7 separate regions of the Mus musculus genome follow, and all the other regions are linked to region 7. The links are chromatin loops, found by intact Hi-C in ENCODE. Cell type or tissue: heart. All regions are shown on one strand.

Region 1 (4,000 bases), 260 kb after region 7:
CTAATTCCTCCTCCTGAGATTGCCTACCAAGGTCCAGCTATCAAAGTATTGAAGTCCAGCCATCAAAAGCCCCCTTTGGCTCACCTAATTAACATGCACAATCAAAATTAAACACCTCATCTTAACACACAGTTTTCTCCTTTTACCTAAGAGCACTGTCTGTCTCCTTTGTATCCAGAGGCAGTCCTTTGTCAAGGGCAAATACCCCTTACTCCTCTCCCTTGTTCCTGTCCCCTTCTCCGTGTCCTCTATCTCCTGTCTTTGTCTCTCAGTCCCTGACCTTTGTACCTCTAAAGCAAGTAAATCTTTGTGCTGAGAATTTGGCCTTGGAGTGTCTTGAGCTGACTTCGAGGTTCCCTACAGGGGTTTACACACCTAGCATACCACACACAAAGATAAACAACAAACCTTCCAGGAAAAAGCCATCCAAGAGTCCAACTTGTTGTTGGTTTTTGTTGTTGTTGTTGTTTTAATTTATGTGTGTGCGTGTGGCTGCATGGATCTATGTGCACTAAATGAACACAGGTGCCTAAAGAGCCAGGAGACACCCTGAAATTGGAATTACAGGTGCTGTGAGCTGGTGGATGGGGGTAAGTACTGGGAACCGAACCCAGGTCTTCTGGAAGAGCAGCAAGTGTTCTTAACTCCTGCATCTTCTCTCCACTCTCAAGTCCACTTCTGAGTACAGTAGAAAGGATCGGTTAGATTCTTTCTTGAGGAAAAAATGAGATTTTTATAAAATGTATAGGCCACTAGAAGGCTAAAAGTGCAGTAAAGACACTTTGCACTGTGTGTACTAACTAATGAAAAGGATTGTGACTCCAGTTCAAGCCTGGATTTGAATACTGATTCTACATCTGACCCCTATCTTATTTCTTTGGGCATCCATTTCCTCCTCTATAAAATGGGAATATGAATATTACCTGCTCTTGCTATTTTGTAAAGTTGTCTCACACACACACACACAGAGAGAGAGAGAGAGAGCGTGCACTTTATTTCCCTAGACATCTCTGCACATGCAACAGTGAGCTCTATTTTTAGATAGCATGTTACTATGTAGCCCTGGCTAGTCTGGGATTCAGTCCTCCTGCCTCAACCTGAGGGCCGGGATAGGCCAGCACAGCCATGCATGCATGCACCATCACACCCAGCACAAGCAGATCTTAACGTGGCCCATCTGGGTAAGTGCCAGTAGACAAAATTGTCAGTGAGCCACTGCCCAGAAGGGCTGGGCATCCAGAGATAAGAGAACAGGAACGGCACTGATGGGGGTGAGAAGCAGACAAAACAGCAGGCAGCCTGTGCCTCCCTGGGGAGCCAATAGCTGCAACCCCACCACCTTTTCGGAGGCAAGTTCTAGCTAATTTCTAGACCCTTAGCTTCCTTTTCTTTCCAGTTACTTTAGCATATAAATTGTTTTTTAAACCACAAAGAAAAGCATAAAAGTAAAAGAATCCACCCCTATACCGTCCTGGTCACCTGAAATAAAGTAAGCAGTACTGTTTCCAGCCTTTGAATCCAGACCACACCTTCACTTCCGGTCTCACTTTTGAACAACACTGCTGCACACTTGGTGCGTTTCATTTAGTTAACATCTTGGAGGCTTTATTCTATCATGAACAAGCCTTTGTTTTTGTTTTGTTTTGGTTTTTTTCTGTATGCATTTATTTATTTGTGCAAGAATATATATAAATGTAAACATTAGAGGACAACTTTCAGGAGTCGATTCTCTCCTTCATGTGGAACCTGGAGAGCGAACGGAGATCGTTAGGCTTGGCAGGACCCATATTCTTGGGTCTGCCCGATCCTGTACAGATGGAGTTCAATAATATTGCTAAAGACAAGAAACAAAAGCCAAGGAAAGTTAAAAGGATTCAGGAAAGCAGGGAAGAGCGTCGGGGATGGAAAAAGAAAGTCAAGACAGGCCCCGCCTCTGAGCCCGCCCCCCAGCCGCAGCCCCGCCCTCCACCACAGGCTGCAGCGCCGCCTCCGGCCGCCAGGGGCCGCCACGCGCCGCAGACCGCATCCCGTCCGCTCGGCGGCCTCTCTTTCCCGCTGGTTTGCCGGCCTCTCGCCCTCTCGCCACTGGTGTCGCGCTTCGGTCGCGTCCCGCGCGTGGTTTTTTTTTTTTCTCGTGAGGGACCTCGCGCCGCCGGGCGCGTGCCGTCCCCCTGCCTCGCGGCGCGGGCTCTCGCGGGCCCCGCTCCCGCCCTCCGCTCGCCTGGCCCGGACCGGAAGCGGCGCCGCACGGCCTGGGCCTGGCGCGGGGGGCGGGCTCTGGGGCCCGGTCGGACATGGGCAAGAAGCACAAGAAGCACAAGTCGGACCGCCACTTCTACGAGGGTGAGGAGCGGCTGGCCTGCCTGCGGAGCCGCGCCGTCCCCTGCCCGCAAGGCCCCGACCCGCGGAGATCGCCCCCGGCGGGGCGGCGTTCGACTCGGGCCTGCCGGTCCCGGCGGGGGTTCGTGGGGCGCTGGGAGGTGGGGCGCCCGCCCTCGGCCGGCCCCGGCTCAGCCCCGCGTCCTGCTCTTGTTTCAGAGTACGTGGAGAAGCCCCTGAAGCTGGTCCTCAAAGTCGGGGGGAGCGAGGTCACCGAGCTCTCCACGGGCAGCTCCGGGCACGACTCCAGCCTCTTCGAAGACAGAAGCGACCATGACAAACACAAGGACAGAAAACGGAAAAAGAGGAAGAAAGGCGAGAAGCAGGCTCCGGGGGAAGAGAAGGGGAGAAAACGGAGAAGAGTCAAGGTAAAGGGGGCTTTGTTGCTTATGGCCCCGGGCTCCAGTTCCCAGCCTCCTTAGCCTGTTCCAGTGCGACACCCAGACGTCTGGGAAGTCTGGCTTTGTGGAGGAGTGAGACAGACCAGAAGCCTGGGTCACCTGGGCGCTCAGCAAGTCTTGTCCCAAGTGTCCTCTCGAGCACCCGTGCTGTCCCCACACATCCTGTAAGCAGCCGAGTCCTGGTCTTCCGTGACTCCTTCAAAGGCTGTTTTTTTTATAATTGTCTTGGAAGGGTGAGAAGTCACTCACCGGAAAGCCTGGGAGGTTTGTCAAACGTAGCTGTTCTTCAGAAGTGAAGGCGATCTACAGGTGTCCCAAGTGTTCTCCTGAAATAAGTTATTTTAATGACAAATGGAGCTGGCGCGGCGTGATGGCACGTGCCTGTGATCTCAGCGCGCAGGAGACTGCGGCCAACCTGTGCTGCTTAATACAAAATAAGCAACCGTTTTCATTAACTAGAAAAGAGTAAGTAGCTAATGTCTTGATTTGCCAGGTAGGTTGAATAGTGCGGGTTAACTTTCTTCTCAAAGGTGAGTCCACCCATATCTGGAATTGCCCTAGAATTCTGCCCTTCCAAAATGTTAGCTGCCTGCCCTCAAGTGCTTACTAAAATGCGTTAGTACTTTTTGAAAGTCATCCTTTCTGAGGCTTAGTTTTAGAGTTTTTCTTTGCTTTATACAGTCATTGATGAGTGGCCAAGCCTTAGAGATTGTCTCTTTAAAATGTCTTAAATTATTGGGGGGGGGGGGAGGAATGTTTTAAATTTATTCTTTTTTGCCCAGAATTTTATGACCTTTAGCTTGACTATGGCAATAGTCACAGTCTTGGGTCAGGCTGGCTTATATTTTCATTTCCTAAATTACAAAAGCACACAGGCATGAGTCTTTGTTTTAACTGAGAGTTTTGAAAGTGAACATGTAAATTGTTTTACCTATGAGTTCGACAAGGCTTGTCTTGATTATATTCGTGGGTATTTGGGCATCAGGTATGCAGCTGGCCTAGAACTCAGTGTATGTCCGTCATTCTGGTTTTCCTTTTGCTGGGATTATGCATGTGGGCCACCATCGCTGGCTGAGAAGCCTAAGAAAAACTTTGAACAGGTAGATTTTGGTATGCTTTTCATATTTAAAAATCCTTGCCCTTGGGTAGACTTCTCATACAGATACAGAGTTTGAGTCAGAACAGAAATTTAAATTGAAAGATATTTTCTCTCAGAATTT
Region 2 (4,000 bases), 91 kb after region 7:
CAGCCTGACTTGAGTCTTGCTCTAACGAGGTCCTACCTTCACATCAGGTGAGCCTCAGCGCGGTAGCCAGCTGGACCGGTTTGGGCAGCATTAGTCTGCCCACTAGGCTGGTGGTTCTCATCCTTCCCAGTGCTGCCACCCGAAATTTACTACAGTTCCTCGGGGTGTGCTGACCCCAAACTGTAAACTCAGTCTTGTTGCTACTTCATGACTGTAATGTTGCTACTGTTAGTAGTCGTACTGCAAATATCTGATATGCAGGATATCTGATATGCAACCTCTGAAGGGGTGATAGCCCAGGCTAAGAACCACTGTGCTAGAGGAAGAGGGACTGCCTCTCTTCAGATATGAAATGCTGTCCCCCAAACACTCATGTACTAAAGCTTTGATCCCTAGGTAATAGCACCGAAATCTAAACGGAGTAGAGTATAGCTAAGAGAAGCAGGTTTCGGAGGGGACGGTCCTTAGGGATGTCTGATCTCCGACTCCTGCCTCTGCTTGCTGTCCTACTATGTTCCTCCACCCTTCCCCAGCTGAGGGTCTACACCTTCTGACACTGTAAGCAAAATACATCCTCCCTTGTTATTTTCCTCTGGCATTCTGCCATTAAAGTAACAAGAAAACTGATTAGTGTCAGGGAAAATAACAGCGCCCACATCACCAGGATGCTGACAGAAGCAAGTGCTGAGGACAAGGACGGCTCGGCCTCCTCAGGTGCTCTGTAGGCAGCAGCTACGCTACAGCACCTCCTCTTGGTGGGCACCCATGCTTACCACGGAGCTCTGTTCCCAGGCTGCAGCTACAGAGCATGTGCCCAGGGCTACCCCAGACACAGACTCCCACGGGCAGGGCAGGAACAGAGGGCTCCAGCACCCACAGAGATGCCAACTGTGCTCCCAGGTAACCCAAGTTTCCTGGAGTCCTCTTTCTACTCTTGCAATCTGTCTAAGCCACTGGGAGAAAGGGTGCTACGAGAAAAGTTCAAGGTCATAAAGCAGTCCTGTAACATGACGCCCTACAGAAGCCAGGTGTGGCACAGCACAGGTGCGGATCCCTAACCAACACCCACAGCAAAGGCCTCTGAGTGAGGTTCCCTGGCCAAGCTTCTGAGGCTAGGCAAAGGAGAAGCCCCCTGGATGGCTGTGGGTCTCTCCCACAGCCCTAGGGCAGACTAACTCTGCTGTGCCTAACCCACTCCATAGTCAAAACTAGGTGCTCAGAGAGCCACAGCAAGGGCAGCAGCTGGAGTCGGGAAGGTTTGCAGTAGATAGCTGATCTCCCCACAGGATGTGGCACACCCCACCCCACCCCAGCAGGCATGGCCCGCTCCTCTGCTGGTTCGAAGACTGCTGACCTGACATCTGGGAGGCTAGAATCAGACTCCAGGAGGAGGCTAAGGACTTTGTGCTATTCATATGGCCTTTGTGCCTTTGCACATCGCCTACCCTGTGCCTGGAAGGCATATCTCCTACTTGTTCCCTGGGGCTCAACAGCCTCAACATCACTTTCTAACCTAATCCCTCACTCTCTTTCATGCCCCTGTTCTCAAGCATCCTCAGATGCCCACTCTCGGGATGCAACTGTTTGATCATGAGTGGACACACCAGAAAGCTTTGGGACGCTGAGTATCTGCTCCATTTCCCAACTTGCTGGCATACACTTATTTCACCCCCGGAGAACTCCATGTGGCTGGAACCATTTCCACATGTCACAGATGTGAGGATGGAGGACCTGAGCCATTGCTGGCCCCAGGCCACCCATCAGGAAGCCCACGTGGGATGCAGGTCTAAGATGTCAGACTCTACAAACCCATCACACCTGTAACCAGCAGCCCACACAGCTGGTTCTCAGCACTGATTCACACCTCTACTTCTGTCACTGTCTGCCCTCCTGTTGTCCTGCCTGTCACAGAAACAAGCTGTGGGTTCCCAGCTCAGGGGGCTACCTGCTCTGTTCTGTTTGCAGCCAAAGCCAGCCTTTCCTGTCAGGTAGCAGTTTTAGCTTAGAAGTAGCTGTTTCGTCCACAAGGTAAAAGTGCCCTCAAGAGGCAGATACAAAGATCTCACAAGAAGATGCAGGCCATTCAGTTCCATGCATCATCCAGCCTGCATGCACATGTCTTATCACTAACTCCCTGCGCCCATGGGGCGGAGGTGGAAGCAATGACAAGTACAGTGTGCAGGCCAAATCCAGCTACCTGCCCATCCATAGGAAGTGATCCCTAAAACTTTCTTTAGTTGACTTGGATTTTGTTTGTTTGTTTGGTTGGTTGGTTTGGTTTTTTGGAAATGAGTTCTCATATATAGCCCAAGCTGACCTCAAGTTGTAATCCTCCTGTCTCAGCCTCCTGAGTAGATGGGATCATAGAGGCATGCCATCATGCCCACAATGTTTTAAATCCAGACCTTTTCTAAACCAACGTCTAGACCATGTTCCCCAGAGGCTATGAGTTGGCTGGGCCTAAGTGGCACTGCCCTCTTGAGGCAGGGTGTGTATTCAGATGTGAATGCCTTCCACCCAGCCTGCTGCACCTAAGCAATGTGACTTCTCTAGCTGCACAGGTTACTGAGGTCAGTATTAGCATCCCGCAAAGCCTCCACTCTAACCGTACCCCGAGTCCCACCCTTGTCTATGGATTGCAACTTAAAGAGCCCCATGTGGGGTTCCTCCAAACTGTGCTAGGGAGTGAAGAATACTACCACCACCGTTCCCAGCTGTGAAAACTGAGGCAGCCATAGCTTATGCTACTACCACAGCATGAATACCCGGTCCCTACCTTCTCTATGGTACCCTAGGACCTGTTTGCATGCTGGCTTCTGAATTCAGGTAAAAGAACGACCTGGAAGGTAGAGAGAAAGTGAAATCGTTCTTCCAACTCTTTGCTACCCCCATACCATGGCTATGACCTCAGTGATCACCTGGACCTTAGCGGAGGCTGGTGCCAGACCACAGTTGTTTCAACACCCAGCAGGTTTCTCCCAACCTCGCTTGCAACTTTCAGACCTCAGGGATCTTCTTTAAATTATCAACAACGTATCTGTGCACCGGCTTAGTACCTGAAGTCTCAGTGAGAAAGCTTGCAGGCAGAATTAGAACCCAGACTGTGGGCCTCCACAGCCCTGCTCACCTTGATCCTACTCTATTTCTCCTGACGTTTTGCCTGCCTGCAGCCTCCCCAAGGGCCCCTGGGTGTTCCCCCAGAGAGCCAAGAGCTGTGCTTATCCCAGTGCAGACCTGCGATCCTCACAGAGCCCGTGAAACCTTCTATCCCATCTTCATCATCCAAAGTATTTTTACAGAGAGCCCTTCCTCACACTCTTCCTCCTCCACAGAACCGATCATAGGCTTCTTTCATCACACCGACCTCACACAAGGCTACATCAACTTTTCTCTCTAGACAAAGACCTGACTGAGTCCATAACACAGTGGGAAGGTGGCCAGGAGCTGGGTATGGTGCCTTGTGCTTTAAATCCCAGCACTCAGCGGAAAGATCTCTCTGAGTCTAAAGCCAATCTTGTAAACATGGAAGATGACCAGGTCAGCCACGACGTCCACCAATATCTCCAACAAACCATGCTCTGTGGCTTTCTCCCTGACACTTATCAAACCTGCAACCACTCTGACATTCCCCCTCTGCCGTCCTACACATACTAAATTAGAGTGACATCATCCCACTTCTCAGATGGAGAGGCCAAAGTTCAGGGGAGGGAAAGGCCCTTTAGCTGATGTCACGGGATGCAGCAAAGCCCACCTTACCTTAGGGCCCTCTAATAACCATCAGCCACACACAGGGACACATGCCACAGCCAATGTGGCTCAGCAAGCCTGAACAGTGACGCCCAAACTAATTCCTCAGGGCTGCTAAGCAAACATGGCCCTGGACAGGCCCCTCGGACAGAGCCACACTGGCTGGCCGGGGTTCCTGCATGCCCTGCTGAAGCTGAGGGTGACTTCAGCTGAAGGACCTACGGCTTTCCTCCTGAGCCTTGTGGCTGGTGCC
Region 3 (4,000 bases), 81 kb before region 7:
TAACTTCTTACAATTAATAAACATGAATATTATAACCTAAGTATATAAATAATATTTGAAAATGGTTTATAGCCTCGAAATTTGGACTATGTAATAATGACATATGACTATAGGATAATAATACTGAATTAGAGATTTTTATATCAATAAATTGTGGAGTTTGTGTCACAGTTTTAACTATGTATTAAAAAAGAATATACAAGTGATTACTTTCCAGCTTCAATTTTTCATTTAAAACTGTTACAAAAATAATTACACAATTCTGTAGCCTCATTTTAAAGCCTACTCTAATTGATGACTTTAAACTATATAATTTCAAATGCTGTATATGACAGGTCTATAGCCAACATCATGCTAAAGAAAAACCTAAAGCAATTCTCCTAAAATCAGGAACAAGGCAAAGTTATCCTTTGTTTGGCAAAGTATCCTACACATGAATACCACAGTGCACATGAAAGGTACAAGGTCAACATGTAGGAACTGGTTCTCTCCATCTACCATGTCAGCTCTAAGGGATCGAGCTCAGGTCGTCAGGCTTGACAGCAAATACCTTTACCTACTAAGCCATCCTGACAGTCTAAAATCCACTATTTTGTAAGCCAATTTAAAAATATAAAGTTGAAAGAAAATTAGAGTTAGAAGGAAGATTCCTGCTTAGCTAGACTGCTGATCCCAGAAGCCATGGTTGTTAAAACAAAATTCCCAGTGGCAGGTATGGGATACCCTCCTTGTCAGGCAGGCAGGTCCTAAAGGCCCCCAAGACAATACAGATTGTTGCCAATCCTCTTGGTTGCCATCAGAACTAGATGGTGAGATTCTATTGCTGAAGACAACATACTCCTTAGCTGTAAGATATAGAGAAACCAAGCTAGAGCTGAGACAGATACTTCCCCCCTGCTAACTAGCTTTCAGTGTTGAAAGATGCTATGTACACTGGGGAGAGTAGGACATCAGCCGTCTTACCCAGCTGTGAACCCCAGAACTACAACAGTAACCCAGCAAGCAAGTTAACCCAACATGCCTACTAGTAGCAAGACTGTGATGGGATCAACCAGCCACACTCTATTGGATTTGAGGCCTGCTCTGGCTAGAAGGAATCAATGCCAGGTATTATAAACAAGTTCAGAAACTCACGGCTTAGGGTTTAACTTAATACTGTTGTTTACCTAAATTGGCATGGTGTCCAACTGCCTTCTAAACATCTCTGGTTATAGCCACATTATCAGTCTTAATCAGAGAGGCCTTTTTTTTCCCCACAATGAACAGCAGTGTCCAAGGTTCTGAGAAAAGGGGAACAGCTTGAGTGCTCGGCTCTAAGCAGAACACTTATACTACTCCCTCTAAGGTTCAGGCAATGTTGCAGAATGGGGTGGAGTCTCGGGTGGAGAATATAAAACCTGGAAGATAGGGAAAATAAGAGCAAAACACTATCTTCTGGCCATAACACAGCCACTGCAATCATGAACTCACAGCAGCTGTGATTGCTTATTGGGCCCATGTAAGACTGGACATGTCAATAACTAGTCATGGATTAGGTAGGGGCTCGTGGGTACATCCTTGCTAAACTATTGGCTACTAGGTGATCCTGGGGAAGAGAAAATCATCGTCTTTAGATATGTATCCACCACTGAGACCAACTAGGCTCAACAGGTGGCCTTCATTAAGCTTAATGGGTCATAAAAGAAAAAAGACATGAATGTGGTAAGGGGACCTGTAGGGAGGGAGTATGATGGAGTGGAAGGAAAATAAGGTGAGGCAAGAGTAACCAAAACATATTACATACATATTTGAACCCTGTGAAGTACAATACTAACTCACCAGGAGCCACTAGTGGCAGGGCTGCAATGGGATCAAGCAACCATGCTCTATCGGATTTGAGGCCTGCTCTGCTAAAAGGAATCCATGCCAGATATTATAAGCCAGTTCAGAATCCATGACATAGGAGCTCACTGCTAGAGAACAAATTTTTAAAAACACAATTATATCCTTTCAAATTAAGGGCTTCATTATTAATTATCTTTCTGAAAAGAATAGTTCCATGTATCTCTGTCACAAGAATGTGGTTGTTTTATCCTTCTTTGAGACAGAGGTATCCATCTCCATCCCTGTGGCTAAAGGTAGTAATTAATAAAGCTATCATATGTATCCATTTAATTCTTGCAATTTAAATCAAATACTCTTAGAACTAAAGCAGAAATGGTATTATTTGACTCAATAATAAAGCAACATTGCTATGTTCCACACACAAGAGTAACATATCTCTTAGAAGTATCCCATCATTTTCACAAGTCTGTCCTTTTGCAAGCCCAAATGAGAGACTCTGGTCACCCAAGACAGGATAAGGCAGGCACTCCTCCAAACCACTGCCACCTGAAGCACCTGCACACTTGGTGAGGCTGGAGGCAGCAGCGGCAGCAGGAGCGGCTCCTCTTCCTGCTTCCTTTTGTAATGTGCTCTTTAATTCCACTTGAGGGCACTGTCTACTTCAACAGAAAAGGAATCAATTTATATCTGCTACTTACATAACACACCTGTAGATACCTCAATCTTAGCCCCATGTAAACAAAATCCCTCAAGAGGACACCCAAGAAGCTACACAACCCCTTAATATGTCTCTATGCCTCTGAGGAACCAAGATAAAGTGTTTGGCTTTTTTACTAAAATGCTATTATGTCAGCATTAAGGAAATTACCTTTTTCTTGATCACTTAGGTATCATTAGGAATATAAATTATTATTAGTGAGTCTCAATATAAAAAGCTGTTTATTACTTTGTCATAAAGCTTTTCATCCTGTTCTCTGGCTCTCTTGCCTGTTTTATAGAAATCACAGTATATACTTAAATGTCTCTCTTGAAATCAGCCATTTTCTGTGGTTTCCTGCAGTCAGCCTGTGACTGTTTTTGTGATGTTCTTGCTTTCCAATTTACTGCTTCTAAACAGTTCTAAGAAGTGAGGTGATGAGCTATGTTTGTGTGTCTGAAAAAGGCAAAGCAACACAAATAAAGAGGAATAGACAAATTCTAGAGAGGTACTGAACACAAAGGTACACAAGGCCTTATTACAAAGAGGTTTTAAGACTGCTCCCAGGTTCAGGTAGTCAAAAAGCAGCAAGTTATTGTTTGGGGTCTCTTTAAAATGCATTTCAAAATTTTTGACCAAAAACATTTCATAGCTATTTTATTTTTAAAATAATTCTTTTTATTTCTAAAATTTCTAAAACTGGGTATCTTTAGATGGTAAATTGGTACCTGCCTATTCTATTAACTCTCTCTAACTTAACAACTAATGCCACAATTTGAAGTTTAAAAAAATTAGTGTTAATGAAACATTATCAAAACAAAATAATTGTATATGTTTCAGGACATTATATTTAAATGAATTTGATCTCAAAAGATAGTACACAGTTTTAAGAATTATATAACTGCTTGGTTTGTAAAAAGGTCTATGGCAATAAACAGAACTTTTCAAGAATATTTTTTAAATGAACTAGACAAAGAATGATGAATGCAACTTGTTGCACAAGTGAACCTGAGTTTATATTCAGTAATAGAATAGGTACAACAGACAACTAAAATAGTCAAAACAAACATTATAAAATATTTTTTAAAGTATTATCCAAAGAGAAAGAGACGTGTGAACCTTCCCGCTTTTAAAAGGAATATATCAAGAATAAGATTCAGGGGGTTGGAGAGATGGTTCAGCAGTTAAGAGCACTGACTACAATTCCAGAGGACTCAGATTCAATTCCCAGCACCCACATTGAAGCTCACAACTATCTGTAACCCCAGGATTTGACACCCTCACACAGACACACATGCAGGTAAAACACTAGTGCATATAAAAACGAGAATAAATAAAATGTATAAAAAGAAAAAAGTATGTTTGAAACACATTAAAATTAATTTCCTTTATTACAAATAATAAAATAGAATAGAGAACTTTGTCTCTTTCTACACACATACCTGATGAAAAACCAAATGATCATTTATCATCTCAAAA
Region 4 (4,000 bases), 170 kb after region 7:
CGGCGCGGCGGCGGGAGGCGAGCGGGCCGCCGGCCATCTGCTCCGGGTTAGTGCGCCGGCGGTGGGCGGGGACCGCGGTGCCCTGGCGACGCCACTTGCAGACTTCGCGCTCGCCGTGGCGCCCCGAGCTGCTCACGCTGGTACCCAGTGCTGGTGCGTGCCGAGCGCTCTGCTAAGCTCGGGAAACCTGGCTCATTCGGTTCACAAGCCTTTGCCCGCTGTGCCCCCCTACCCCCAGAAGCCCTGCCAGACATCCATTTCTCCATAAACCACTCTGAGCCGCATCCTGTTCCCCAGTTCTTTTCCCTCAGTCCCCCATCCTCAGTCAAGTCAGCGCCTCCCCTCTTACCTTTTCTCTCCAAGACTTAGCCCTCCCTCTGCCCTGGACATACGCCTACTCATCCTGCATCACCCCACTCAAAAGATTCCCCTTTAAATGGTAGTGACTTATTACTTTGCAAGGTCTCTGTGATCCCACAGACTGGTAGCTCCACTTGGAGCCTACTAGTTAGCTGCTGGTTACCTCTCGAAGCTTCTGTGAGCCTCCATTTTCTCATCTCAAAAATCTGTCCTGAAGTTCCAGGACAGCCAGGGCTACACAGTGAAACCCTTTGTAGAAAAAAAACAAAACCCAAACAAACAAACAAAACAAAACAAAACAAATCTATCCTGCTGGGTTGTGAGAAGAGTCTAAGAGTCTACCGTGAGCTGGACAGATGGCTCAGCAGTTTAGAACACTTGTTGCTCTTGTAGAGGACTTGGGTTTGAGCCTCGGCACCAACATGATGGCTCACAACCATCTGTAACTCCAATTCCAGGATATCTGACACTTTATTCTGACCTCTGCAGGCACCATGGTAAACAGACATACATGCTGGTAAAACATCCATATTCATAAACTAAATAAAGAAGCCCAAAACTGTTTTTAATGTTTTTAAAGAGTCATTTGTAAAACCCAGCCTAGACTAACAGCAAGCAGGGGTAGCAGACCCTCAGTTCCCTGTGGAGCCCTCTGCCCTTAGGAACCAAAGCTTCATCACCTAGCCTGGGTTGCCCTCCTGGCTTCCAACCTTCTGCTGGTTTCTACCCAACTCAGTAAGCTTCTATGGGCTTCCACTTGCTGAGGCAGGCCACAGATGTATTCCGCAGATGACAGGTGGCTAGAACCTGAAAAGGGCTAGTTACCCACATGTGTGGCAGACAGACAGCTAGACAAAGCACAGGACCCTGGGGCCACAGACTTTACAGGGCCTTATTCACTTCCTCTCTGTCCACTGCTTCCTGCCAGCTTACAGAGTTCCTGATGTAGTAGCCTGGTTCCTTGGTCAATGTGTGGGATGTCGGGAAGGAATCTGGGAGATGAGGTGCTAGGAAATGGGTTGTGGGTCGTAAGAGTTGTAGAGGGTGAGAAGATGCCTGATTTGGGTCCCTGGCTGAGCCCCTTACCAGCAAAAGTTCAGTGGTAGGGCAGGGAGGGACCATGGAAGGCAGAGGAAGAACAGAGCTTCCTGAATATTCTCCGCCACGCTGGACACTCATTCCTCCATCTGGAGAGCCAAATGCCACACCAGATAGAGCCAAGCCTCTTTAGCACAGGATGTTCATTTGAATGCGGTTGTCTTAGGTCTGAACCCCAGGCACACAGGCTAAAGTGAGAGAGCTCAAAGACACCATCGGCTTGTGCTCCCAGCAGAGACCGGCTAGAAAATGGGGAAGACCCTGGAAAGGGCAGGAACATTCCAGTGTGAGCCTAGACATGGAAGATGTGTGGCAGAACCTGATGATCCTTCAGGCTCTCTGGAGAGCCACTTGTCCCCATACTGGATGAAGGAGGGGAACTGGGCTGGAGTCAGAGAGGCCCTCAGACTGCAGTGTGGACAAGTGGGGCTACGTGAGATCCAGCCGTGGCTGGCCTGTGCTGACTCTTAGCAGCTCGGGAAGTGGAACTGGGTGTTCAGAACTGATGAGAGGATCTGAGAGAACCCATTGTGAACACACACACCTGCAATCCCAACACTAAGGAAGTCGAGGTGGGAGGGTCACCAACTCGAGGCCAGCCTGGAATGGGCATCAGGATCTTTCAAAAAGGGAAACACAAGAGGGAGAAGGAGTCTGGACTAGGAGTAGTATCGCCCACCCACTGCCAATCTAAAAATCTCTCCTTTGACCACCCACCATCCTAACACACACTTCTTGGAACAGCCTGGAAAGCGCCCCCTCCGGCAGTCCAGGGAATAGAATGTAAGGAGAACTCCATTTTGATCAAAACGGGGGGGAGGGGGGGCTTTTCTTCTCAAAACCGAGGCCCTACATTACTTCTCAAATGTGACTTCACCACTTTCCAGCTCTGTGTGTGTGTCTGGGAGGTGGCGCCCCTTTCTGAGCCTCAACTTCTGCAGCGGTAGAATGGGGCATGTAAAGGCTTTTGAACACGCATATTCATTTCACAGCGGTGAAGACTTTAAACTCCTCACTCAGTCGCTGGAGCCAGCACTGGGCCCCACCCCTGGCACCTAACTCTGTAAACAGTAGCTATTTTGATTTTGCCTCCGGCATTTTTCTGCCCAGACGCTAGCACTAGAGTGGACTTTGATTTTAGAGTCCTAGCAGTCACTCTCCCTTTGGTGTCCCTCCTAGGAGACCCCAGAGGGCCCCGATTTCCCCTTCTGGCTTCCAGGCTTCTGCTTCCACTGAGGACAGCCCCCTCCCCTCCCCTCCCCCAAGCCGGTCACTTCCCCAGGGAAAGAAAGGGTTGGATCACAGAGTGTCCCTTCTACCGGTTGTTCAAAGCTGCCGCCAGCCCCCGCACGGCTGGCTTGATTTGTTTCTTATCTTTAATTTTGTTTTAATCGGGTAGATCCCCTCCGGTTACTTTCCCCCAGAATCTTACGGCATCTTTGGAGCGGGCAACAAAAGCATTCTTTTTGGAGCCCGCAGGGGGCCAGGGCAGAACCACTTCAAAGAGAACGCAAAGCACGAGTCCGTCATTGTCCTCCCCTGCGTGCCTGCCCCCCAGCGTCCTGAGGCCGCCCTGAATAGGCAGGTACAAAGGCCACACGTTCAAAGTGGGCACCACACGCTCCATCAGAAGGCCAGCTTTGCCAGTCCCAAGTTTGCCTTCATCCTCACATACACAGGTCTCCCGCTAGGGAGGGAGCAGGCCTTGAAGTGGGGGCTCGCTTGCTCGCTCACTTGCTCGGCTCGCTCTCTCTCTCTCTCCCTCTTACCCTCCCTGCTTCCTCTTTTTCTCCCTCCCTGACCACAATTTACGATGCATTTTGAAGTGGCCCCTTTCGTTCAGCATCTCAGCTGAGCAAGCAGGTGCAGCCTACAGGGTGCAACCTGCTAGGAGCCTGGGTAGCTCTGGGTTCTGAGAAGCAGATGAGTACCTCAGCTCAGAGAGGCAAGTTCTTCTGGTAACTGTGTTCTGAGACTGGCCTAAGTAGGATGCTAACTAGAGCAGGCAACTCAGAGTTTTTCTAGATTTTTTTTTAAGATGGAGTGTTTTGCCTGCATGTGTATACAGGTGCCACCTGGGTGCCTGGTGCCCAAGGAGGTTGGAAGAGGAGGTTGGATCCTGAAACTGGGTGAGGATGTCAGAGGCAGATGGTTGTGAGCCCCCCCACCCCCGCCCCCCTTGTGGGTGCTGGCCCTGTGCAAGAGCAACCAGTACTTTTCCCTCCTCTCCAACCCCAAACCATCTCGGTTCTATAGAAAAGGAAACAGAGACCTGAGAATAGTCAGCTACTTGCCTTGGGCCCCACAGCAAGGCTGGGCAGGATTGAGTGTGTGCTTGATTCATGTCCGGCATTTCAGGGAAGCCCTAGAGGCATTAAGGTGCCAGTGGCTCACCCAATCACCAGGAGAAGATGTCCCAGAAAGAGAGAGCGCAGAAAACTGGGCATTCATAGGCTGTCTCTGAGCACAGTTTGCAGGGATAACAGTAGTGTAGCCGTAATGCTATCCTTAGTAACAATTAGATGCTACTGGCTCCCACTGG
Region 5 (4,000 bases), 130 kb before region 7:
AGCCCTGCCTCTAACTCCCTGAGGTCCTGGGTGGGCTTATTCCCAGGTGATGGTGTGTCTGTTTAATAGAGCCCTACCAGCAGGAGAGAGATCGAGCGGTAGAATGTGACAGCCCAGTGACAACTGCAGACTCCACCTCCCTCCATGTGCAAGGCTACAAACTTCCTTAAAATATCAGGAAGTTTGTGGAGGCAGAAGCCATGGATACAGGACTTGTCTCTTGCCTTCAGGAGCAAAGGGACCCAAGGCTCATGTTGAAAGATGTCCCTAGGGAACCATGTGGCCTGATTGCAGGACAGGGTTATGCAGAAGCCCCACATAGGAGACATACTGTGGTCAGTGGCATGACATTGACAGAGAAGAAAGGAAAACACCTTCGAGGTCCTTTTATGAAACTACTGGTGACCCCAGAGCCAGTCAGCACACCTAGGGGCCTCCCTTACCCATGGGCTTTCTACAGGTGGGACCTGACAACACAAGCAAGCACTTTCCTCCAATTTTAGGGTCAAGGCCATGTGCTCTCTCTCTCTCTCTCTCTCTCTCTCTCTCTCTCTCTCTCTCTCTCTCTCTTTCTCTCTCTCTCTCTCACACACACACACACACACACACACACACACACACACACGATCCAGAGGAATGATCCAGAGGAATACTCCAGGGTCTATTTCTCCACAGTATATCAAGGTTCTGCACATCCAAGTTTCTCCAGTTGGCCCCCAGTATAAACAAAGTTGCCAGGATCTTCCAGGTTACCCTTGGGCAGGTGTGCAACCACTAATTCCCTCAACATGGTTCCTACTGGCACATGTGCTAACTACGAAGTTTGCAGAACATGGAGGCTTTTGGGTCGTGTCTCCATTTGTGAGTGGTTATCCAGCATCAGGAGCTAAAGAAGCCAAACAAGAAAAGCCAGCAGCCCAAGAAGAACCAGATCCCCAGCCACCAGAGTAGCACCGGGAGTTCACTGATGGAGACCTCAGATGCCAGAGCTGAGCAGGACAGTGCAGAATGAGGCCCTGTTCCCGTGTGGAGTACGTGCTGGTGCTCAGAGAGAAGCCATGAAGAAGGAGGTGAGATCCCTTATAGTATCTTTGCTGCAAAGCACTGTCGTTTGTTTATGGCGAGCCCTAATCAGGACCTGAAAATGAAGCTACATGCTTCCTTCCTCACCCAGAAGCAGAGCAGGGGTCAGAGAAGGCTGCTGGAAGCTGGGCAGCCTATGGTGGCACTACAAGGGACAGCAGCAGTAGTCACCTGCAGGAACTCCTCTGGCACACCCTGCCTGACCCAGGGGTCCTGTCTCACTCACCTGATGCATGTCTCTAAATGAGCATAGGGAGGCATGGAGCCCCTGCTAGGGCTGCCTGGAAGTTCCCACGGGCACAAAAAGCAGAGTATTAGCATCTTTTCCAGATATAAACTCCAGGTTTCCCAAAAGATAAAAAGTGTTCTCTGACATAGCAGGAATTAGCATACAGCACACCTGTATACAGCATACAGCTAAGAAAAGAGAGATGGTGTGAAACGCCATCCCAGGGCCCTGCTCTGCAAAGCTGGTTCTGTCCGTTCTGCATAGGACCTCCCCACCTGCCTTTCCCCATCACTCGGGGGCAGGTGGTCCAGAGACTCCGATGAAGTGAGCTGCAGGGGACATTTGTGCAACTGGTGACTTTAGGTTTGAGCCTAGACACACACATCAGTGGTTGTGATATCAGAACCTGTTCTTTTCCATCTTTCTTCGCATAAAACAAGATTCATACTCCACCACCAGCCTTACCGTGTCCTCCCAGGAGATGGCACTATCTCGTTCTAAATGTGGCTTTAAGGTGCCTGAAAACTCACGCTGGAGTCAGAACGAGGGCAGAGCCAATCATGAAGGAGGACAGTAGCAGCAGTCATGGCCATCACGCACCATCTGTCTTTAAGTTACACGAGGGACGCTCAAGCCCTCCCGTATGCCATTTGTAATGGGCCACGTATCCCTGAAGGTCAGGTTTGCTTTCAACACCACCTGCTGCCTTCCACACATAAGTCTGACTGGGACTGACTACTTGGGAGCTATCAGATACTGTGTCATAACCTAAAGTGCCCACAAGGTGGCGCTCCTGCACTCAGAAGGAGACGACCTAGGAAATACCAAATCTTACAAAACAGTGAGGACTTGTACGTTCTGACCAAGTGGGGGCAGAAGGGGTGGGCTAATTCGTCTTGCAATCCTATCTCTCAATTTCATGATTACATTGCTTCTGCTGCTGCTGGTGGCTACCATTTAGTAAGGGGTTTCTGAGCACCAGGCAGCGTGATAGGCACTTTACAAGCGTGGCTTCATTCAGAGTTTATTTCTGGAGAAGCTCTGCGATGTCTCCAAGAGCGTGTGTCATGAGGCTGGGACCTCTTGTACTTTCTCAAAAGGACTGACAGCTATCCAGTTCTGGCTGTATCCATAATAGTGAATAAAACAGCTTATCTGCCTAAGAGGCTAACAATTCCTTTCCCCATTCAGCAAATGTTCGAGCACCTACTTTGTGTCAGGCGCCAGTGGAAATGCTGAGAAAATGGGAGTAAAGAATCAGAGACGGCCCTGCTCCTAATTCTGAGAACACAGCAAACCAGATCAGAGGAGTGCAGGGGAGAAGGGGAGCCTAGGGGGCATCGGAGGGGTCTGTGGTAAGCAAGAATAGCAACAGGGCTCCTGAGAAGCAATAAAGATTCAGGAGTGGACAGCAGTGAGCTAGGTCTGGAAGTTAAACTGAAGCGGGAGAGGTGGTTCAAACCTGTAATCCCAGCACTCAGAACACTGAGACAGGAGGACTACAGCAAATTCAAGGTCACCCTGGGCTATAAAACAATACCCTGCCTTTAAAACAACAACAAAAATACAGGGGAGAGGGAGGGAAACCTGGAGGATATGTTTACATTGACAACAAAAACAGCCTCTAGAAACTTGGCCCTTCCTAGTTGCATATCTATTTTATGATATCTATAACAGCAGTGGGCAGACTTTTCCTGAAAGTAGCCAGAGAGTAAATATTTCAGGCTGTGCAAGGCCTTCAGGTTTCTGTCACTGCTCTACAACTCTGCTGTTGCAGGACACGTGGGTATGACTGTGTTCCACTAAAATGTCACTTGGGCAAACAGTATCAAGCTAGACTTGGTCCCCACACAGTGTGCAGAACCCTGGTCTGGATTCTAGCATTCAGTGTGGACATGCTCTGCCCTTTTGGGAAGAATCTTTCTATGTCTCTTTCCAATTCTGGCTGCTGAGCTGGTACTTTGGTAACTTGCAAGCACATGGTGTGGATGTTTATGCTACAAGACAAGCACAGGGGACCAACAGGGTTGTTCCTCATGTCCCTGTACTCTACCCGCTCTATTCCCATCCTCCCAGCTCCCAGCCACTGCCTTGAAGACCTCTCCCAGTGCTTCTCTGAGGAGACTGCCTGCTCGGTAACAGTGCATTTGTCTACAATACAATGTTTCCTATTATAATCTCACTCCATGACAACCCACTGAGCAGGCTTGACCCTCTGGAGCCAGCAGACCCACAGAGCTGAGAGGCAAACTGTGGGTGCAGGGTCAAGGCCTAGCTACATTTATTTCACAGGCTGGTAAGACCAACTAGCCTCCAAGAAGAGCACACCACGGTGGCGTTAAAGTCTTGAAAACTGGTACTGTCAACAGATAAAATCTTTGCAGATTTTTGTTGTGCTTTGTGAGGAAAACCCCTTGCTAAGAGAAATTACTGATTCTATACTATGCAGGCCAGTCTTCACCAGCCTCCTTGCTATCATCAGCCCCCAGAAATAACCCCTTCCATCAACACTGAGCATTGTAAAGCAGCCCCCCACCACCACTGGCAACCCACCTGGACCTGCAGTTCACCAACAGGCAAGAAACTCTCCCAAACTGTCCTCAGGGACACCTTTCCCTAGTCAACCTGGTGGGCTATTCTTTTGCGTGACATTTGGAACATTTGGAGTTCACATACATTTTGAAATGT
Region 6 (4,000 bases), 360 kb after region 7:
GACAAATAGAGGCTCTCTGTGCAGGTCACCCAATATTTGAACAAATGTGGAATTCCTGGGAAATCCTTAGAGATCGGAGTAAATGAGAATTCAGGTGTCGCCGGGCAGTGGTGGCACACGCCTTTAATCCCAGCACTTGGGAGGCAGAGGCAGGCAGATTTCTGACTTGGACGCCAGCCTGGTCTACAGAGTGAGTTCCAGGACAGCCAGGGCTATACAGAGAAACCCTGTCTGGAAAACCAAAAAAAAAAAAAAAAAAAAATCAGGTGTCTGAAGGCTATGAGCCACCAATGGAACCCTGGTAATGAGAAGTTCCCTCTGCAACAGAGAAGACTCTCTGTCCATACAGTAATGTTTCAGAACGTGGCAGAAAGGAGGAAATCCCAAAAGTTCTGAGAGGAAAAACCATCATGCCAATCTGGGATTCTTTTTTTTTTTTTTTTTTTTTTTTTTTTTTTTTTTTTATAGCCCTGGCTGTCCTGGAACTCACTTTGTAGACCAGGCTGGCGTTGAAGTCAGAAATCCGCCTGCCTCTGCTTCCAATCTGGGATTCTTAAAGACACTGAAAATGATGCTTTCGGCTTCTGAGAGACGTTTCCCAGTCAGAACTCTATATCCAGCAAAACTTCCAACTGAACACAAACGCAGAGCTCTTTCAGACATTTACAGCCTGCGCACAGGAAGCGAGATGGGCAGACACCCAGCCAAGACTTTACCAAGAGGGAAATCCAGGAAACTGAGCTGAGCTGTGGTGTGCACAAGTGAAGGCAAGCTTCAGGGGAGGAGGGGGATGTTCAGGCAAGCAAACACCTGCACTTCAAGCACACCTGCCCGAAGCCTCAGGCGACCCGGCGACTGTGACAAAACACCTGGTGCAGCTGGCTGATTTGCAAGGTTTCACACACCCACGGAGTTTAGGCTCAGGTGCTAAACTAACGCTTCTGGAAAAATAAAAACACTGAGGGTGTAGCTCACCGCAGAGCATGCGATTCCAGGTACAACACCCACGTCCCCTGCCCCACTCACTGTATTGCACAAATGGCTGATAAGAACAGCCATTTGGAGTCATAGCGACTGTGACCACTGCACTCAGGAAAATTACTCAGAGGAGGCCCCGGCGTAGAGACTTAAGGGTATTGGGAAGTCAACACTTAATTTCAAAACCTAAAACGTGAGAAGTGGCGGCAGTGGCTCACCACTTTGGAAGTGGCTCCCCTAGAAGTTGGGGGAGACATTCAGAATGCCTTGGCATCACAACACCTTCCCCTTCTCCCCAAATATATGCTTTTTTGCACCTTCTTGGCAGGGCCCAAGACCCTTGCTCTCTGCCTCACTCCAGACAGGTCTTTCCTGTCTCCTCGCCTGTGGGGACGAGGTTAAGCCTGGTACTTGGAAGCACTTGGTGTTGAAGTGGATTTTAATCTGAGAGGCCTGGCGCAACCCCCTTACGGTCCTTTGAAGAGTGCTCAAGAAAAGCCACATTCCTGGCGCCCTAAGTGCAAGCTGGAGGTACGAAGCTGAAACTGAGTGGTCAATCTTCTGAAAATGGATATTCCATTTCAAGAGGCCACTTCAGCTTTTAATCAGCTCCTCCTTCTCTTTTATTGTTAACATTAAACATTAAGACATCTTTCTAGGGGTTGAAGAGATGCCTCAGCGGTTAAGAGTGCTTACAGCTCTTGAAGGGGACCTGGATTCCTAACTCAAGATAGATGGCTCACAGCAGTCACTCCAGGTCCAGGGGATCTGATGCCCTCTTCTGGCCGCGGTGAGCATTGCATGAGCACAGTACATACAGAAACCAGCCAAAGCTCACACAGAAAAACGAAAATACATCCTTTATTTTTTAAAAGAAACAAAAGAAAGAAAAGGCACCATCTACTTGTATCCATCCTTTGGGCAGTTCCTCTGAATCCCACAACTTCCAAAAGGTTTTAAATGCTTTAAATGTTACAGGCTTTAAATGTACACACAATATAAAATGAAATTAAGTCACACAGACAGACACAGACACAGACACAGACACACACACACACACACACACACACACACACACACACACACACACACACACACACACACACACAGAGTGTGTGTTTTACACAGGTGGGTTATTTCAGATCCCTAGTTCCTTGGTTTTAAAATGGTCTTCTTAGACAAACAAGGAATTTAAAACATTTTACTTAAAAGGCAAAATGTTCCCAATTAAAAGCCAAAAATCTTGCATCTCTTAGTTAAGCTGGTCAACCCAGACTGGCTCACTATGGAATGCCAGCAAAGACTCAAGCCGCAAGACTCAAGAATGTGGCCTGAGGAGAACAGCTTTCAAACACTGTTGTGCACCAGAAGACTGTGGAATTCCTCACCACCAGATGGCTTTTGGTCCCCGCCCCCTCCCCCCAATTTAGCCTCAAAAACCACACAGCAGCTCTGGCCCTGTCTACTTCAAATAACTGGGATCCAGTTGTTCTGGTGGGGAGCCCTTCCTCCTTACCCCAAACCTGAAATGTAAGTTCAAAGCCAGCCTGGTCTACATGGTGAGTTCTGGGACAGGCAGAGCTACAAAACAACAAAAGGTGGAGTGCTTTTTTTTGTTTTGTTTTGTTTTTTTGAGACAGGGTTTCTCTGTATAGCCCTGGCTGTCCTGGCTGTCCTGAAACTCACTCTGTAGACCAGGCTGGCCTCGAACTCAGAAATTCGCCTGCCTCTACCTCCCGAGTGCTGGGATTAAAGGCGTGCACCACCACCGTCTCCCGAGTGCTGGGATTGACACTCCACCTGGTTTAAAAGGTGGAGTGTTAACAGGCAGATGGTAGAAAATGATCAAAGAATTGGCCTTCCCCCCTCCCCAGTGTTGCCCAAAGCAAGGCTCCTTTCCTTAAAAGTGGAAAATGGCAAAGGGAGTGGAGTGCTGTTCGGGATGACTCTGCTGCACTGTGACATTTAAGGAGAAGAACCAAAAGACAGGCTGGGGACTTAGCTCAGCTGTGGCGTGTCTGCCTACTATGCACAAGGGCCTGGCTTTGATTACTAGCAACAAGTTATCGGGATGTGGTGGTGCATCCCAGCATTTGAGGGGCAGCCAAGGGAACCAAAAATACAAGATCATCTTTGGATATATACCATGTTTGAAGCTAGTCTGGGCTACTTAAGATCCTGGCCTTACAACAACAACAACAACAACAACAAACAACAAAGACAAGAAACTTCCCAAAACAACTTTGGCTAAGAAAGTAATCCTGAAGCCGGTGTGGTACACACTTATAATCCTGACATGAGGAAACAAGGCAGAAAGACCAGAGTTCAAAGTCATCCTAGTGTACATAGAAAGATCTTGTGGGTAAAAAAAGGGGATTTTTACTTTCTTAGAAAACTTGGTTCAAGGGCTGGAGAGTTGGCTCAGTGGTTAAGCGCACTGACTGCTCTTGCATTCAGTTCCCAGCAACCACATGGTGGTTCACAAGTAATGGGATCTGATGCCCTCTTCTGGTGTGTCTGAAGAGAGTGACAGTATACTAATATACATAAAATAAATCTTTTTGAAAACAAGAAAAAAACCAAAACCCTGGCTCAGGAGTGTCATTCTATCAACTTTCTAAAGTCTGTGTTTAAGGTATGCTGAGAGCTCTGGGCACTGCATGGAAGTCCACTGGTGTCTTAGTGTCAGGGCATTTACCTCAATGATTTACCAAAGCAACTGCCACCGGCCAGTACAATATACAGTAAGGACTACTTCTGCACATGTGCAGACCACAGGAGAGCTGTGGTACTGTATGACCAACTGTGATAGAGGCACTCCCACACCCCAACATGTTGATATGGGAATATGCACAAAAATTAGCTTAGGCTACTGACAGTATTAAAATGTAGCTCTAGGATGACTAAGCAGGACTCGGGAGTCAAAGGAAAAAAAATCAAAACTATTTAGATATTTACCTGGATTTCTTCACAATGGAGCACACATGCACAAATTCAGTGTCTAGGTAGACTGGTGGAACTA
Region 7 (4,000 bases):
TTGCTGCCTACTGTTCATTCCTGAGCCCTGGTCTCAGCCCTGTGTACTGTCTGCAAGATTTAGTTTTTGCTCTGACTTTGATCAGATGTCCTTGGCCCTCAGCGTCCTGTTAGGAGCTGGTATTCAAGTTGTGGTGCCTGATTTCAAGCTGATTCCAGATAAAAGCACCCACGGGATGAAGTGATCATATGGGAAGTGAAGCATCATGGGAGAAGCGATCTGGGCTGGCCAAAGCCTGATTGACCCTGCAGTGTGTCCTCTGAGAAAGGTCTTGGCCCAGCTAGCCGTGCTCCACAATGAGAGGAAAAACTTCCTCCTCCATAAATACCAGTCTCTATCAGACTCACACAGCCCACTTGCTAGCCAGGTACCTATGCACACGTCTTCTCACATCAGGAATATCCAAGACACTTTATATCTTTGGAACCTGAGAGCTGAATGCAGCTGTGACAGGACCAGTGCCTTTGCTAGTGCTGGCATGACAGGCAGCCAGTCACAGAGCAAGCAGAAAGATGTGTCTCAGCCAGGTGGCTGGAGGAGGAAGTCCTCAGAGGAAGCCCAGAGTCTCCAAGGGTGCAAAGGAACCAGGGTGGGTCCTAGAAGATCGAGGGAAAGCAGAAGGCCAGCGCACAGGCCAGAATCTACGCAACACGCATCAGCAGATAAAAGCCATCTCTCGTGATTGGCTCGATGAAAGTAAAGGGGCTGAAGAGCTCGGGTTTGGAGATGTGGATCCATCCTTTCAGGCACAGGAGCAAAACCACAAGTTAACCTGACAGGGAAAGAATCTCCTGTCTGACAGTCCCAGCAGAGGACTGGCTGCCGGTCATACTGGATCTGATCACAGGCACACATGCTTATTCGCTCAGCTCAGTCCTGCTGCTCTCTGCTTCATCTTCTCTCCTCTCCAGAGGACTGCAGCCTCTCCGAGATCACATACTCTTTCCTTGCAACTCCAGATGACTGTCTCATGCAGGCTTCTTCCGAGGTCTCTGCCTGTAGGATCTGTAGGAAAGCACACACCTGTTCCTTCCTGAGAAAGCCAAAGAGGATACCTCTCTCACACAGTATACAGCCTCGAACCTCTAGATACCTCTCTCACACAGTATACAGCCTAGAACCTCTAGATACCTCTCTCACACAATATACAGCCTAGAACCTCTAGATACCTCTCTCATACAGCCTAGAATGGGCGCCTGGCAGACTTGACATGAAAGTTCTGCTGTATATGGCTCTGCGATCTACTTTGTAAGGCGCAGTTGAACATAACTAGCATTTCTCTATAGTGTATAACATGATGACAGTCTGGTTTTCATGGTTCCACTGTACTCTGACACAAATGCCACATCTTACCACCTCTTACTATGGCATGCTTTCTTTTGGCAGAGGATTAAGCCAAATAGATCTTTCTGCAACTGGTGCACCCTCCCATTGGTCTCTTACAGTGGCATTTATGAGTTTTTAGACACTTCTTTAGACTCTTTTTAAAAACACTGTCTTTTATTTTACTTTTATCCTGACCAAAGCTGCCTGTTTTATGAAGCACTCACACTTGCAATGGTTTTAATAATCCCATTTCATTTCTCCTCATAAAGGCTCCTCCAATACTCTTCCACTTGGTAATCGGGAGAGCTATCCCATGGACCTGCCATGGTGCTGTCGTATTATATTGATTAAGCTAGCTCTCTGACAACTTCATACATGTAACTAACACTGTCATTCTAAACCAGCATTAAGTTCAAAGTTTGTTCCTTTTCTGGCAGGCTTGATCCGGCCGTTCACTAGATGACCAGCAGAGGTCGCTCAAAACCCAGTGCTCTGTGCTGAAAGAGACCATGGAAAAAGACAGCAATCCAGGAGGTTGGGGAGAGTGAGGCACACCGCGACTTGGCAAAGCTTTTAAAAGAGACAATACTAGAAACACGGTTGCTATGTTGCCTCCGTCACTGTCCCTCATGTTTGTTAGGGTGCCCCCAGGTGAGTCCCAGAGCTCTGGGGTCCCTGTCTCTCTGCCTGCTGTGCTGGGGAAAGGAAAGAGTTTGTGCTCCCAGGAAAGCACACCTGACCTCCCAGGGCCCAGTCCAGACACTCTACTACAAACTGGAAAGAAAGAGGTGTGGATATGAGATAGTCCTTCCTCACTTGTTAGTTAGGCCTCTTAAGAAATGTACTTATCTTCCCCCTCCGACCCCCAAACATAAACTGTGAGGCATGGACCTAAAATTCCACTGGAGGAACAGACTGTAAAGACAGTTGAGACACTCCCCTGGTGACCAGCTGGAATCGCCCAGCAAGACGGTCTTCAACCCCCTCCTGGAGAGCATCCAGATGCCCACTCCAACACTGTTACAGCCAACAGCCATGGAAAGGGCCCTCCATTTGTCACTGGGATATTTTACAACCATGCAAGCAGACACTGTGATAAAACACAGCGGACAAGTGTCACATCTCTAGACACACACAGTCTTTGGCACCCTCCGGGTGATGGGAAGCCAAGGTGGCAGGTAAAACATTTTGAGAAGCAACTGTGAGACCCAGCTCCACTGGGCTATGCAGAGGTAAAGGCAGTGGACACAGCAGGTAACCCCCAACAGAAGAGGGTGCAGGAACACAGCTCTTCTAGAAAAGGGGTTTGTTCAAAGGTTTGGACTCACAAACTTATGGCAGTTAAGAAGTCCCACAGCCTTTGCAAACTGGAGGCCCAGAAAATAAGGGACACAAGGCAGGGGAAGATGGGGACCCTGCTTAGTAGTCAGGCAGAGGGAGGTCAATGCAGCCTTCTTTACTTTTCTTTGTTGGGCTCTAGCAGGACTGGATGCTGCCACCCCCTTCCTCATGTGGTCCACAAAACTCTGCTGTTTCTTCTGAAATGGCCCTCGAAGACACGGATTAGTTAGTTATCTGGGCATCCCAGGACCCAGGCAAGTGCACATAGAAAGTTGGCCACCACGAATTCTGAGATTATAAGGGTAACAATAGAAGTTGAAGTGGTGGTTTTCCCTTTTAGAGAGTAAAGAGCCTTTCACTGGAGGGAGACATTGAGAGGTCTCAGAGGGTTGAGGGTGTCCTGGCTCTTCATCTTAGGGCTTGTGTCCGAGGACTATTGTGTAGTTTTGCCTTTAGGTTTCATGCCCTTACCTTCCTGTGTGCATGGGTAGATGCAGGAAATGTGATTTGGTCTATATAAGCACCTCCCAAGGACCCTGTTGTCCCCATCACAACTGGGAGGTGGAAAAATCTTTAAGAGGTGGGGTCTAGGGCTGGAGAGGTGGCTCAGTGGTTAAGAGCACTTGCTGTTTTTGCAGAGAACCCAGATTTAGTTCCCAGGTCTAGGGACTCTGATGCCCTCTTCAAACCAGGCATGTACATGGTGCACAGGTCTTTGTACAGGCAAACACTCGCACACATAAAATAAAAATAAAAGTTTTTAAAATAAAGGAAGTGATGTCATTGGGATGAGCCTTTAAAGAGGGTCCTGGCACTCCAGCCCTGTTCTTTCTCATCTCATCTGTGAGGTGAACAGTTTTGTCACCTACTGCCACCATGATTTTCCTCAAATCACCAGAGGAAATTCACCACGGAATGAAGTGTCCAGAATCGTGAGCCAAAATAAATAAACATCCCCTTTTGTTGTTGTTGCTGCTGTTGTTGTTTCCTTTTTAAAAAAATTATTTATTTACTGTATGAGTGCTGTGTTGCATATACATCTGCCTGCCAGAAGAGGGCACCAGATCCTCTGATAGATGGTTGTGAGCCACTGTGTGGTTGCTGGGACTTGAACTCAGGACCTCTGGAAGGGTAGCCAATGCTCTTAACTGCTGAGCCATCTCACTAGCTCCCTACTATTTCTTTTTCGTTTGTTTTTGTTATTGCATTTGTTTTATTATTGTTATTTCTTTTCTTTTGCTGTTGTTGTTGTTATTATTATTATTTTCTCTTTTTTCCCTCTTGAAACATGACCTTGCTATGTCGCTAAGGCTGACCCCTAGCTGGAGGTTCC

The links. A loop is a pair of places that touch in the nucleus more often than their neighbours do. Peaks named below come from ENCODE experiments on the same cell type or tissue, not always from the same donor. Only the 100,000 strongest peaks of a DNase experiment are listed, where the experiment ranks them.
Region 1: it touches region 7 in a loop (5-fold over the local background); 28 of 42 quality-filtered maps call a loop at or near these places.
Region 2: it touches region 7 in a loop (4-fold over the local background); 15 of 42 quality-filtered maps call a loop at or near these places.
Region 3: a loop joins it to region 7, with 4 times the contacts of the local background. A loop is called at or near these places in 27 of 42 quality-filtered maps.
Region 4: it touches region 7 in a loop (2.4-fold over the local background); 10 of 42 quality-filtered maps call a loop at or near these places.
Region 5: a loop joins it to region 7, with 2.6 times the contacts of the local background. A loop is called at or near these places in 10 of 42 quality-filtered maps.
Region 6: it touches region 7 in a loop (8-fold over the local background); 28 of 42 quality-filtered maps call a loop at or near these places.

The regions. Positions count from the first base shown.
Region 1 is chr8:88,360,249-88,364,248 of GRCm38, reverse strand. It overlaps Brd7 (bromodomain containing 7), which reads left to right and starts at 2,077. Exons shown (of 17, transcript NM_012047.3): 1 at 2,077-2,343; 2 at 2,539-2,747. The coding sequence starts at 2,295. In heart, a CTCF peak has its summit at 2,003 (motif pointing right); DNase peaks (open chromatin) are centred at 1,188, 2,048 and 2,278; H3K4me3 peaks cover 2,801 bases; H3K27ac peaks cover 2,072 bases.
Region 2 is chr8:88,528,467-88,532,466 of GRCm38, reverse strand. All of the region lies in intron 3 of Nkd1 (naked cuticle 1), which reads right to left. Among named protein-coding and RNA genes, the nearest start is that of Nkd1, 9.1 kb to the right of the region's middle. In heart, a CTCF peak has its summit at 2,482 (motif pointing left); no DNase peak of the experiment used is centred here; H3K27ac peaks cover 4 bases.
Region 3 is chr8:88,700,257-88,704,256 of GRCm38, reverse strand. The region is part of intron 1 of Cyld (CYLD lysine 63 deubiquitinase); the gene reads right to left. Among named protein-coding and RNA genes, the nearest start is that of Cyld, 5.2 kb to the right of the region's middle. In heart, a CTCF peak has its summit at 2,464 (motif pointing right); no DNase peak of the experiment used is centred here.
Region 4 is chr8:88,450,235-88,454,234 of GRCm38, reverse strand. No RefSeq gene overlaps it. Among named protein-coding and RNA genes, the nearest start is that of Gm34846, 28 kb to the left of the region's middle. In heart, no CTCF peak of the experiment used is centred here; no DNase peak of the experiment used is centred here; H3K4me3 peaks cover 1,452 bases; H3K27ac peaks cover 1,166 bases; H3K27me3 peaks cover 3,639 bases.
Region 5 is chr8:88,753,430-88,757,429 of GRCm38, reverse strand. No RefSeq gene overlaps it. Among named protein-coding and RNA genes, the nearest start is that of Cyld, 58 kb to the right of the region's middle. In heart, no CTCF peak of the experiment used is centred here; a DNase peak (open chromatin) is centred at 2,089; H3K4me3 peaks cover 521 bases; H3K27me3 peaks cover 523 bases.
Region 6 is chr8:88,264,091-88,268,090 of GRCm38, reverse strand. No RefSeq gene overlaps it. Among named protein-coding and RNA genes, the nearest start is that of Adcy7, 28 kb to the left of the region's middle. In heart, no CTCF peak of the experiment used is centred here; a DNase peak (open chromatin) is centred at 1,760; H3K27me3 peaks cover 120 bases.
Region 7 is chr8:88,619,443-88,623,442 of GRCm38, reverse strand. No RefSeq gene overlaps it. Among named protein-coding and RNA genes, the nearest start is that of Snx20, 15 kb to the left of the region's middle. In heart, CTCF peaks have their summits at 1,790 (motif pointing right) and 3,708 (motif pointing right); a DNase peak (open chromatin) is centred at 1,919; H3K27ac peaks cover 264 bases; H3K27me3 peaks cover 2,472 bases.